Linked DNA regions of Homo sapiens: region 1 is linked to region 2. A link is an interaction called in ENCODE POLR2A ChIA-PET data of the cell type or tissue named here. Cell type or tissue: GM12878. All regions are shown on one strand. Links, peaks and the distances in the headings refer to the core of each region. The heading gives the core; the rest is flanking DNA. Region 1 overlaps AMBRA1 (autophagy and beclin 1 regulator 1). Region 2 overlaps AMBRA1 (autophagy and beclin 1 regulator 1).

The links. Peaks named below come from ENCODE experiments on the same cell type or tissue, not always from the same donor. Only the 100,000 strongest peaks of a DNase experiment are listed, where the experiment ranks them.
Region 1: POLR2A ChIA-PET joins it to region 2 with 5 read pairs; 4 of 35 experiments call an interaction of 5 or more read pairs at or near these places.

The regions. Positions count from the first base shown.
Region 1 is chr11:46,512,692-46,519,631 of GRCh38, reverse strand. It overlaps AMBRA1 (autophagy and beclin 1 regulator 1), which reads left to right. Exons shown (of 18, transcript NM_001387011.1): 8 at 6,819-6,905. Among named protein-coding and RNA genes, the nearest start is that of MIR3160-1, 64 kb to the right of the region's middle. In GM12878, for the core only: no CTCF peak of the experiment used is centred there; no DNase peak of the experiment used is centred there.
Region 2 is chr11:46,434,079-46,441,018 of GRCh38, reverse strand. AMBRA1 (autophagy and beclin 1 regulator 1) reads left to right here. Exons shown (of 18, transcript NM_001387011.1): 13 at 5,982-6,170. Among named protein-coding and RNA genes, the nearest start is that of MIR3160-2, 14 kb to the left of the region's middle. In GM12878, for the core only: no CTCF peak of the experiment used is centred there; DNase peaks (open chromatin) are centred at 3,518 and 5,164.

The DNA of each region.
Region 1 (6,940 bases), core at 621-5,620, 79 kb before region 2:
GCTGTAAAGTTATTCATTAGGCATGGGGCACCAGTGGCACCTTACCTTCTGGGAGCCAGCATTCCCTAACAGTAGAGGCCAGAGAGTTCTAGCAATTGATTGTTTCCAGTGGTTGGAGAAAGTCCAAACATGTTTGTTTGCTTTAGGATATTGATTTTTCTCTGTGATCTGACAACCAGTTAAAAGAGTATCTTCAGGTTATAATTTTTTAGTAAGGAGGAGTTGTCCACGGTTTGTTTATTCCATATGGACTAGTACCCAGACTTTCTGCACCTCAACTCTGATATCTATTGAATTTGAAGTGAAGGGGCCGGGCATGGTGGCGCATGCCTGTAATCCCAGCATGTTGGGAGGCCAAAGTGGGTGGATTATATGAGGCCAGGAGATCAAGACCAGCCTGGACAACATGGTGAAATCCCGTCTCTACTAAAAATACAAAAATTAGCCAGGCTTGGTGGTGCATGCCTGTAGCCCCAGCTACTCGGGAGGCTGAGGCAAGAGAATTGCTTAAGCACAGGAAGCAGAAGTTGCAGTTAGCCAAGATCGCGCCACTGTACTCCAGCCTGGGTGACAGAAACTCTGTCTCAAAAAATGAAATAAAATAAAATAATGAAGTGAAGGTTCTTTTCTTTCAGTTGATCTGCTCCGACCACTTTTTTTCTTTTCCAGAGCTTTCTTTGACTATTTTAAAAATTGTATTCCTAGTGATCAAGAATACAGCTGATACAGGGAACTTCTTTGCACATAACTCAGAATATTAATCAGGGAAAGAAAAAATAGTTGTATTCTTTTAAAAATGTTCAGGATTTCACAGTTTGAATTATATGCCTATTATGATTTTAGCAGAGCTTAATATTCATTTTTGATGTTTTTTTTCCAGTGCACAATACTTTAATTTCAAGTTCTTTTTTGTTCTGTCCCTTAGTAATTTAAAGAATTCTATGTAAGCAAATGTTTTAGAGCAGAAATGGGCGAACATCTTCTGTAAAGGGCTAGGCAGTAGGTATTTTAGGCTTTGTCTCTATCAGGATTCCTCAGTTCTGCCTTGCCAGCTCCAAAGTAGCCACTTATTTACAAAAGAAGACAGCTGACCTGGGGCCTGTAGTTTACCAAACCTGCTGTAGAGCATTAGGGCAAGTTGCTATTCTAAGAAATCTTTTTACAAAGTGAGTAATTCTTTTTTTTTTTTTTTTTTTTTTTTTGAGACGGAGTCTTGCTCTGTCACCTAGGCTGGAGTACAGCGGCGCTATCTTGGCTCACTGCAAGCTCCGCCTCCCAGGTTCATGCCATTCTCCTGCCTCAGCTTCCCAAGTAGCTGGGACTACGGGAGCCCACCACCACGCCCGGCTAATTTTTGCATTTTTAGTAGAGATGGAGTTTCACCATGTTAGCCAGGCTGGTCTCGAACTCCTGACCTCAGGTGATCTGCCCACCTCGGCCTCCCAAAGTGCTGGGATTACAGGCGTGAGCCACCGCGCCTGGCCGTGAGTAATTCTTCTGAAAACAAATGGCTATCTCTTTCTTTTCAGTATTTTACTTTAAGATTTTTGTGTGTTGTATGTTTTTGTTTTTCATTTTGAAATAATTTCAAACTTGCAGAAAACGTATAGAGGATTCCCATATACCCTTTACCCACATTCCCTAAATGTTAACATTTTGCCACATTGGCTTTATTATCTTCTTTTGTTCTCTCTCTCTCTATATATATACGAATATGGGTATACTTTTATATGCTTATAGTTTTTTATATTTAAGCTTATCCTATTCTTTAAGTATTTGGCATTTTTTTTTTTTTTTTTTTGAGACAGAGTCTGTCCCTGTTGCCCAGGCTGGAGTGCAGTGGCGCGATCTTGGCTCACTGCAACCTCTGCCTCCCGGGTTCAAGCGATTCTCCTGCCTCAGCCTCCCAAGTAGCTGGGACAGGCGTGTGCCACCAGGCCCGGCTAATTTTTTGTATTTTTAGTAGAGACATGGTTTCACCATGTTAGCCAGGATGGTCTCGATCTCCTGACCTCGTGATCCACCTGCCTCAGCCTCCCAAAGTGCTGGGATTACAGGCGTGAGCCACTGCACCCGGCCTGTTTAGTATTGTTAAAGTAATATATAGTTTGATAGAGCAGTGGCCTTCAGACTTAAAAAAAAAAAAAAAAAAAAAAAAAAACCTTATTAATAAAATGCTTTCTAGCCGGGCGCGGTGGCTTACGCCTGTAATCCTAGCACTTTGGGAGGCCGAGGCGGGTGGATCACCTGAGGTCAGAAGATTGAGACCAGCTCCAGCCAACATGGTGCAACCCTGTTTTTACTAAAAATACAAAAATCAGCTGGGTGTGGTGGTGGACGCCTGTAATCCCAGCTACTTGGGAGGCTGAGGCAAGAGAATCACTTGAACCCGGGAGGCGGAGGTTGCAGTGAGCCGAGATTGCACCATTGCACTCCAGCCTGGGCAAAAGAGGGAAACTCCATCTCAAAAAAAAAAAAAAAAAAAGCTTTTGAGTAATCCATGTGTGTTATGATTATATATTATATAGCAGAAGTTGTAATATTTCCCCCTTGCTGTCCAATGGATCAAATAGCACAACCCCTCGTATACCTCACTTGGACACCAGTGGTGTATAAAATGAACCAGGCAAGTAGAGAAAACAAGGAAGTATTTTGTTTGGTTGTATTGTGTTTTTGTATTTTTTTTTTCTTCAGCTTCAGTGATAGCAGCTTCGAACCTGAACAAGCTTGTCTGAGCCCTTCCTAGGCCCTCCCTGATTTCTTGTGATAGATTAAGTCAAGTCAAGTTTGTGGTGGTCACAGCAGAATGTGCAGAACTGCCATCGCATTCAATTTTCTCCTACCATTTCCCGTTGACAGCTGTCTGTAACAGGCTAACACTGGGAAAGAAAGATCTTTTGGCCGGGCGCAGTGGGTCACGCCTGTAATCCCAGCACTTTGGGAGGCCGAGGTGGGCGGATCATGAGGTCAGGAGATCAAGACCATCCTGGCTAACACGGTGAAACCCTGTCTCTACTAAAAATACAAAAAGAAATTAGCCAGGCATGGTGGCAGGTGCCTGTAGTCCCAGCTACTTGGGAGGCTGAGGCAGGAGAATGGCTCGAACCCAGGAGGCGGAGCTTGCAGTGAGCCGAGATCGTGCCACTGCACTCCAGCCTGGGCAACAGAGCGAGACACCGTCTCAAAAAAAAAAAAAAAAAAAAAAAAAGAAAGATCTTTCTTTGAGGTTCCTAGCAATGGTGGTAAACATTCCTAGGATGTTTACTCATCTAGTAACTCTAGTTCTTTATTCCACACCAATTGGAGAAGCCTATTTTTACTCCAGATAGTACTCGTATTGTAACTATGAAGAACTGATGTTTCATCAGTGTATATGTGTATTCATGGTGATTGGCTTTCCTGCTTTTGTGCATTAGCAGTAAAGTGACATATATATGTGGCTTGCCAGTTCCACTATATTGTCTGGGCAGCAAATGTTGCCAACACATTCCGTAGTAAGTAGGCACAGGGGATGCGTGTTCCAAAAGAACCTCATCAGAGACTCTCCAGCAACAAAGCTTCATATTTTGGGTCTATTCCAACTTAAAGAAGTCTTCCTAATTAAGGTAGGAAGTTAAGGTGGGAAATAGACTTTTAGGATTGTAAAATGGAGTCATTAAGGCCAGCACAGTGGCTCACACCTGTAATCCCAGCACTTTGGGAGGCCAAAGCGGGCGGATCAGAAGGTCAGGAGTTTGAGACCAGCCTGACCAACATGGTGAAACCCCATCTCTACTAAAAGTACAAAAATTAGCCGGGTGTGGTGGCGCATGCCTTTAATCCCAGCTACTCAGGAGGCTGAGGCAGGAGAATCGCTTGAACCCAGGAGGCGGAGGTTGCAGTGAGCCAAGATTGCGCCACTGCACTTCAGCCTGGGTGACAGAGTGAGACTGCGTCTCAAAAAATAAAAAATAAAAATGGAGTCATTAAAACTGAAGTTACCTAATGCAAACCCTTCAGATCAGGAATCTCCTTTACAGCATTCCTAATAAATCATCTCATCTCACTCAGTACTGTCATTGCCTTAGCAGATTGGGGGTAATATTTGCTTTTGTTACCATAATTAGTTTCTTTAAGAAGGATGTATTTTTGTTTGTTTGTTTGTTTGTTTGTTTGTTTTGAGATGCAGTCTCACTCTGTCACCCAGTCTGGAGTGCAGTAGTGCGATCTCAGCTCACTGCAACCTCTGCCTCCCAGGTTCAAGTGATTCTCGTGCCTCAGCCTTCCAAATAGCTGGGATTATAGGCACGCACCACCACGCCTGGCTACTTTTTTGTATTTTAGTAGAGATGGAGTCTCACCATGTTGCCCAGGCTGGTCTTGAACTCCTGAGCTCAGGCAGTTCACCCATCTGGCCTCCCAAAGTGTTGGGATTACAGGCGTGAGGCACCACGCCCAGCCAAGAAGGATGTTTTTTGGTCACTGTGGAGGATGCTGCTTGCCAAAGGGCCTCAGCTTACTAAACGACCACTTGGAGGATAACACAACAGGTGGTGACATTCAGGACTAACTCCAGAGCACTTTAGGGTGGAACAAGCTTCTAGGTATTCTAGGATAGTCAGCTGCTCCCAGACCTTGCTTCCATTCTTCAACTCACACCCAGTTCCTGAAGAACTGGTTTGTTAAATGATAAATAAGTACTATATAAGATGGCATAAATGACCTGAATACTCTTCTCAAAATTTTGATTTTCCTTTTTTCCCAGACTCTGTATCTCTCACTACCCTTACCTGTCCCACACATTCTGTATTTTAAAAGACTCAAAGACATGCCGTTATTTTATGTGTTCCTATGAAATCATGAAAAAATCCTGCCAGTGGGCAGGCACAGTGACTTATGGCTGTAATCCTGGGACTTTGGGAGGCCGAGGCAGGAGGATCACTTGAGGCTAGGAGTTTGAGACCAGCCTGGGCAACATAGCCAGACTCTGTCTCTATCAAAAAAAAAAAAATCCTGCCAATTAAACTGTGTCACACAACTGTAAAATACACCCCAACCTCAGACACATTCAAAGGTGAAAAGTGTGTCTTAGAATTGATGAAACAGCATTTCTGCCACATTTGAACCACAGTGATGTTACTGAAGATTTAGTCTTTCAACCAGAGAGATGTATTTTATTGCTTTCCTCTCTTCCTCCTTGTTTACATTGTGTTCTCTCTGTTCAGTGGTAGGATTGTTACAAGTGTCTAAGTATGGGGATATAGGCCTTGTCTAGAGAGAAAACATTACTTGATAGTTGGTTGTCCTGGGCAGGAAAGGTTGCAAGCCAGGTTGTTAGGGCCTTTGCTATGTCTCTTCCCCAGGCTGTTAGGGGAAGTACTGCAGTGGGCCAGTTGCTGGAATAAAGTGACCGCACAGGACTATACCTAAAGCCAGATGGTTTTAGTAACAGTGAATTGAATTAAATCAATTGGAAAAGATTGGTAGCTGCTGTCCTTATCCTGCAGGTCTGCTTTAAAGAAGAGTCTGGCAGGGAGCCAGGGACCTGTTCCTAGGAAAGGCAGGCAAGATGCTGCTGGAGAGGAACAATATGCGTTCCTCTCTGAGACCATTTCCTTTGAAACATGTTCTGGGGCAGGAGCTTGATTGGCTGCCAAGGCACATGTGAGTTGGGAAGCACCATGTCAGACATGCAAACCAGGGAGCCCCTGGGCCGTGTTTATTATACGTGTTCTGACTGGCCCTTGTTGTTTAAAAAAAAAAAAAAAAAGTTGTAGCTAAAATTTAACAATCAGGAGATTTTATACAAAATTCCAGATTTCTAGCTTTCCTTAAAAAATAGGAAAAGCCAGCAATACTGAGCCTATATTCTAGCTTAGTAACAATTGGCTGGAGCTAAATGATGGGCCACAGACCTTCCTGTTTGTCAGTCTCCATTGAATACATATGCTCTTGCTTCCTGCCTGGACCGTGGAAGGTCTTGCAGTACAAAATAGAGATTTGAGGCATTTTGGAGTTAAGACAGGCCTTCCCTGGAGTCCTGTTACTATCTCTTAATAGTTATGTGCCACAGAGTGATACACTTTAACTTCTGGGCCCAGTGTTCTCATGTATGTAGTCATACCTACCTTTCTAGGTTGTGGTGAGGTTTAAACAAATACATATGAAGTGCTCAGTATTACCTATTACCTGGCATCAAAAAAAGTGTTCAATAAAATGTACGTATCACATATGATCAGTTGAGTTTGTTATTGGGCTAGATTATATAAGTAAACGTTGTCAGTTGAAAGCCTATGGAGTACTCTTATATATATTTATATTTTTAATAGATATATTATAGTTATATATCTGAGGAGTACTCAATTCTCACAAAAAAAAAAAAAAGAAAAAAGAGCGTAGGCAGAGCAGAATGGATAGACAGGAAGTAGATGTGGATGATGATGGCATGGAGGAACCAAACAACAAGATAAATGTTAGCACTATGTGATAATCTCTGTGTGTGCCTAATTTTTCACTCCTGTGTTGATCCGAACCTTCTATTTGTCTACTGGAGGTACTGCAAATAGAAAGAAGATCATGTCTCTGAAGCACTTGTTCATTTCTCATTGAAGAGCAGTATTCAGCAGAATGCAGTGGTCATGTCCAGTGTGGGAGTTTTGCAGCTCTTCATTTATTTGTGTCTCTACCTACTTAGCTTGTAGAAGGGTGTGATCCCAGATAACAGGCGTTAGCTGGCTGCAAAAGGGGAAAGTTATATATCTCTCCCTCATTTTTCCTTATGAATGACCTCTGAGTTGGTAATTGACAGGGATTATTGCCATTTTTTTAATCTCTGCTAGGAGGCTGCTGGAATCTTCCCTCATTTCATTATCCCGTTATGATGGAGCAGGATCCAGAGAGCACCCAATTTACCCAGACCCAGCGAGGTAAGGCCAAAGTGAGAAATGGCACTAGGTGGGGG
Region 2 (6,940 bases), core at 1,082-6,081:
CACCAAACCTTGTAGTACATTACTGTGGACTTCCTCTGTGTTGATTTTGGTTTATGAATTACCACTCTGGGCTTGGTTGTTCATATCTGAGGACGACATTTTTCTATCTTGTCTGTATGATATTATAAGACTTTGCCAGTTGCCTTAAAATAATTAAGATATTCTCTGTCTGTGGCATTTCCTGATGCCAGTCTTGGTATCTTTATTGGACAAGGAAAATCAGTTTAATTTTTCATGTCCTGTCTCAATGAAACTTCAGCAGCAACCATCTATTTCTAAGTGCTTATAGGCCACATGTCCAGTAATTCATTCTTTAACTCTGCTGGAAATTAACCACAATCCACATTTTCCCTTATTGAAAATGAAGTTTGCTTCTTCATTTCTAGCTTTCTGTTCCATAATTTATTTAAAGTTGGCCATAATTTATTTAAAATTATTTTGTTTTGTTATTTTGTCACTTTCTTTCTTTAATTGTCATCTGAAATTGATATTACTGTTCAAAAATTTAAAAAATATAAAAGATTAATACAGTAAGAAGCCCCCAAATCCTACCACTCCTCCTCACATGTAACCACTGTTAGCAGTTCCTTATATATCTTTTCAGAAATATTATATGTATATACAAGCAAATGCAAATTTATGTTTTTCTGCCTTTTATTTAACCCAAATGGTAGCATGCTGTATGTACTCGTCTGTACTTCCTGCCCTTTTTCTTTACAGTATAGCTCAGTGTTCTTTTCATGTCAGTATATAAAGAGCTTATTTGTTCTTTTTTATGACTGCCTACTATTCCATTGTATGAATGTACCATAACTAGTCTACTATTAAAGGACCTTTAGGTCATTTTCAATCTTTTACTCTACAAACTGTGCTGCAGTTTATCATTTTGCACATATGCAGGTATATCTCTAGGATACATTTCTAGAAATGGAATTGCAGGGGGGAAGAGTGTGTAGTTATTGCCATACCACACTCTATACAGCTCGTGCCAAATTATTATTCCACTTGGAGTTCATGAGAGTGCCTGATTTCATAAACTCTTGCTGATAGAATGTACTATCAAATTTTTGGATATTTGCAAATCTGATATGTTAAAAAAAAAAAGTAGTATGTGGGCATTTTAAATTTGTATTTTTTGTGTTACAAACAAGATTGCATGCCTCTTCATATACACAGCCATTTGTGTTCCCTTCTCTTGACCTGTCCATGTGCTTTACCAATTTTTCTGTTGTGTTACTGGTCTTTTCCTTAGCAATTTTACAGGAATTCTTTATAAATCAGAAAATTAACTTATAATAGGAGCTTCCTACTTGTCATTCGAGTTTTGACTTTGCTGAAGGTTATTTTTGTCATAGAACTTATTTTAAGGAGTCAAAATTATACAACTTTCCTTTTATGGTTCCTTGGTTTTGTGTCATCATTAGGGAGATCATTTATAACTTTTATATTTTAGTTTTTTAATAGTTAAGTCTTTGATTCACTAGGAAATTTAGTCCCAAATAATCAAAGTATGATCCAATTTCCCCCCCATATGGCTACTCACTTGTCCCAACTAATTAATAATCCATTTATCTCCATTTATTTGGGATGTCATCTTCATCATACTATTAATTTCTTTTCTGTATTTAGATATATTTCTGGACTCTCTGTTCTGTTCTAGTGATCTGTCTGATTATTCATTTGAAAGTTCCACGTGAGTTTAATCTTTGAGGTTTTATGTTTTATTTTACTTATTATTATTTTTAGACACAGGGTCTCGCTCTGTTGCCCAGGCTGGAGTACAGTGGCGTGATCATATCTCACTATAACCTCAAACTCCTGAGCTCAAATGATCCTCCTGCCTCGGCCTTCCAAGTAACTCGGCCTACAGGCACATGCCACCATATCTGGCTGATTTTTAAATTTTTTTTTATAGAGATGAGATCTCGCTGTGTTGCCCAGGCTGGTCTCGAGCTCCTGACCTCAAGTGATTACCCTGCCTTGGCCTCCCGTAGTACTGGGATTACAGGTGTGAGCCCAGCCTGATTCTGTGTTTTACTGATGAGTTCAGCAACCACCAAGTTGATTTATGTGAATTGCATTTAACCTTTTCCTGGAGTTAGGCTAAAGATCTTGCCACCTGCTTCTCTCACTTGAGATTTGAGATTAGTGTTTAGAAGTTTATGAATAAGGCCTCATGCATAAATAATTTTGAAATTGCTTTCCTGAAAAAAGTGGCACATTAGATTCACTATGATTTTTAAGAGTGAACTCTTACTGGGTGAATGGAATTGGTCACTAGGCTGTCCTGTCAGAATAGGCCTTAAGAAACCCGGCGGATGAGTGGTGTGGGGCAGGCGATACCACAGGGGATATAGTGCCTTCAGGGAGTGTTTATGGGTCATCTGGAGCTCTGTACAGGCCTTATTCTGAAATCCAGGGGGCTCAGAGATAGCCAGGAGGAAATTTTTCTGCTGATTTAACCCCCCTTGGGTTTTCCAAATCGGTATCTAATGCATTTGCAAAGGCACTGCAACTGCTAATTGCTCCCGTGGCCTCATCTGGCCAGCCAGCAACAGGCTACAAATCGATCTTTGTACAAGGTGTTTGTTTATAATTTATGGAGCTGATAGGAAGGCAGAGCCATCTGCTCCTCCAGGCATCAGTATTTCTAACCCCTCCCATTCCCTGCTAGGGCATTTTCACTTGGAAATCATTTCTAATTGGGAGGAGATTACATTGCAGAGTCTGGAACATGGCTTCCTGCTGTCTCCTGCATTGTTTTTTCTCCCTCCGGAGCTGCCCCCTGAAGTTCTAGAGCAGTTTTGATTTGAAAATCCTTTCTTTCCTAATCTTTATTTCCATTCTTCACTGCCCAGCTAAATACCCCATCATTTTTTTCCAATATGTTTTTTGCCTTTAAGTGAAAGCCAGTTGCTGGAGATGCATCTCCCAGACTAAGGATTATTTGACAAGGTCGCATTTCTCAGGTGTAGTCCCAGTCCGGCAACATCAGAGACACCTGGGAATTTGTTAGAAATGCAAATTCTCAGGCCCCGTCCCAGCATTCTGTGTTTTAATATGCCCTCCTGGTGAGTTTGATACGTGTTAAAGTTTGTGTGCTGCTGGGGTCACACAAGGTATGGAGCACCACAAAGACTTCTAATGGTGTGTAAGCTATAGCCGGTGTCTTCGGCTATATTTTACTTCTCCCTTTTCTCTCTACCTTATATTATTGTTGAATCCAAAAAGGATGAGTTAGTTGTTCTTTGTCATTAGTACATTACTTTCCTGTGGCCTAAATAAACAAGTAATTGAGATCCAAGAAATCTCTTCCTGTATGAATTAACTCATCAAAATTTCAGCCTTACGAGAGGAAGCTGCACAAGTGAATGGAAGCAGTGACACTTATTGTAACTGAACATTTCCTTTTCCACATGTGAAATTAATAGACAACAAACAGCAAATGTGAGAATGAAATTGTAAACAGAACCCAGTGCAATGGAGCTACCAAATCACTCTATGCCACCACATCCCATTAGGGTAGAAGTGAAACCCCAGATCATGAGCTGCAAAATTTCTGAAACTGAATATGCTACCGGAGAAGCTGTTACAATTTTCAGCATTCTCTTTTCGTTTGTCCTTTGCATATCTCTGTGAGCTCATTGCAGTAGCCAGGAAGAGTTATGAAGTTGGGTGGAGTCAGGGGAGAGGGCAGAATTTGGGAGATAGCTATTGACTTGGAATCGTCATCATATAATACAAATGCAAGCACAGTGGCCTGGATTTGAGGCTGACGAAATGCTTTTTGTCCATATGCCCAGTTTTTAAGGGGTTTTAGAGCCAAGCTTTCCAGAAGAAGGAAAATCTTACTTGTACTCTCCTCTGCACACCTTGTCTCCGTAAGCAGTTAAATGCTTTTTTGTGTGTTGGTGATGAGTTTTGAGGGTTACTATAGCCTTCTAGGTGTTTGACCAAAATAAACGTTAACACACACGAGCTGGATCTATGTAACAGCAAGATAGGAAAGTCTACTTTAATAACATACCCAACAGACATTTTCGAGACATTAAATGTAGATAAAATGGTAACTGTTCAAAGCTGTCTTAAAGCCCATAGAGTCTCATCTCCTTTCCTATTTAGGTTCATGTACTACTTAACATTTATGATTTCTTTATTTTCTTTCTCTCCCTGCTTTTGGTGGTTAGAGTGTAAATTGTTAGTTTCTGTTTATTTTTCTGAGCATTGTCAGCCTCAGAGTTAGAAAACCAAGATGGTCTCACTTCTGAAACTTCTCCCAGTTCCTTTGGTTCTATATCCCCAGCTGGATTCATGTGTTGATCCAGAAAAGGAGAGGGATATTGCCGTGTTTTGTTTTTGTTTTTGTTTTTGTTTTTGTTTTGGCAAAGGGCTTGGGACCCTGAGTAGTAAGTAGCAGACGGTCCCAGTGCTAATTAGATAAATCTAGCCTTACAGGCTAGACCAGATGGTGGGTTGGGAGTTGAGCAGTAGAAAGGCCTAATGGTGATAGCAGTGAGTATTTGGATATCATTATTTTATTAGTTAGCAAACAGAACCATCCTTGTGGTCCCTCTTCGGTTTTATGTGTAATGGTGCTGTAGGTGTCAGCCCCCGAGTTGGCACAATAGCCTAATCAATGTATTCTAATGCCTTTTTTGATATACACTGTCATCTCATTAGCAACACACAGGGAAAGGAGAACAAATAGAGTTTTACAAATCACTCTTAAGTATCAGATCACATAAGCCTGGGGGCCTCTGAAAGAGCAATTCCTTGTTTTGTTTTCCTTGAGGTAATTTCCTAGGGAAACTTGCCCTTGACTTTTTTTGGATTACTGCAGTAGATCACCTGGACTCTGGCGAGGGCAGCTGAGCTTGGCTTTTAAAAAATTACCACAATGCCTCTGACAGTGGACATCTCCTTCAAATAAGAGAAACAGTGAAAAGTTTTTTTGCTTGAGGTATATCTACATGAGACAAAGCCCTGATGAGCTTGGTCTGTTTGAATGTGTTGTGCTGTTCTGCCCGGGCCCATGATGTGGGCACTCTTGTTCTATGCTCACATCAAGGGTAAGCCACTTCTTCCTGGCAGGGAATCACACGGTGGGACTCAGAGGGATTCAAATGAAAACCGAAACAAGGCCTATAGGCACAGTGCCAGTTAACATCTCATTGGTGCTGTTGTGTGGAGTGGATGCTCCTCACCAACAGACATTCCTCCACCCTCAGATCTTGCCACCTTACCAGGCTGAGCCTGCTGCCTGCCTGACCCTGCAGTTTGTTCTCAGGAGCTGCAAAGTGCAGACTAGGGCTGTCATGGACATTGGCATAGAGCATAGTGGGAAATGAAAAGAGCCCTGGCCATCCAGCCGCAGCTGGGCTTTGTTCTGTTTCCTCTCTTGGTAGAGTTAGAGATTAGTATTAGCAAGGAGCTGTTCCAGAAAACTGGTCTCTAGATGTTCCAGTTCTCTTTCTCTTAAATGAGAAAGTAAGATACAAATTTATGAAATGACTTTCTTCTCCAAGGTCACATAACAGGTGTTGAATAGGATTCCTGCCCCAAGAAAGCTCTACCTGTATCATCTTTTTCTTGGAACCAGTGGGTTTGCATTTTCATTTATCTTGGTTTTGATCTCTGGGACAATAACAGCTGTTAAATGGCTCTCTAGGAATAATTTTTAATAACTTTTTCCTTATCTAATCTCTCAAGCGGTATTTCCTAAATGTGAACTAAGACTCAGCAGGTGGTTGTGGTGGTGTTGACTATCCTATAGTTTCCTGCTAAGGTGGGAGAAGAGACATACTTTTCTTGCCTCCTGTGTTTTGTTCATTTGACATTTTAGTTTGAATGAGAAGGTATTCTTTAGCATTTCTAGACAAGGTTCAGGCCCTTAGGAAGTCCCTAAAGTTTCTTGGCCCCAGAATTTTTACAGTATCAACTCCAAAGTTTCTTATCCTCTTTTCTTTCTTTGTCTGATGCAGCTTCCGTGAATGTGCTGGTGCAGAACTGCAAGATCTACAATGATGCCAGCTGTGACATTTCTGCAGATGGCCAGCTCCTGGCAGCTTTCATCCCCAGCAGCCAGAGGGGCTTTCCTGATGAAGGCATCCTGGCAGTGTACTCCCTGGCCCCCCATAACCTGGGCGAAATGCTCTACACCAAGCGATTTGGTAAGGGATAGGAAGCCCAACCTAATGACAGAGGGACGCTGGTGCCTTGGCATGGTCATTGCTAGGTGAGGCACAGCTTGGGTGGGAGTAATGGTCACATACTGCCCCTACCTTCACTGGGGCACAGGCCAGAGAAAGATTGCTTTGCAGGAGTGCTGGCTAGTAACATTGCAGAAGCATCTGAGCATTAGAGTCCTACCGCATGCCCCTGTTACGACGGTCAGGAATAAGGGAGGAGGTGGTTGTAGCACACACATGCACTGCAAGACAGTTTGGCATTGTGTATTTAAAACCTCCCAAAATGTGTCAGCTCTTTGGCAATCCAGCTTTTAAGGAAATAATCAGAAAACTATACAAAGATTTACATACAAGGGTGTTCACAGCAGTGTTACCATACAGAAAAATGCCAAATTGTTGCCTTGAGACTTTTTTGTTTGTTTGTTTGTTTGTTTTGCGGGAGGGTGGGGTGGGTGTTTTGTTGGTGTCACCTTGAGTTGAATTTAAGTGTTTTTTGTTTTTTTTTTAAGAGTTGACTAAACAAATGATGGTGCAGTGATAGAACTGCTCCATTGGCCCTTAAAATGCTCTTACAGAACAGTGTTCATAATGTATTAAATGAAAAAGGTGGGTTTCAAAATAGTAATTACAGGATGTTAACAATTTTTTAAAATGTTGATAACAACGGTTAGCATTTATTAAGTACTTTCTTTCTTTTTTTTTTTTTTTTTTTTTTGAGACGGAGTTTCACTCTTGTTGGCCAGGCTGGAATG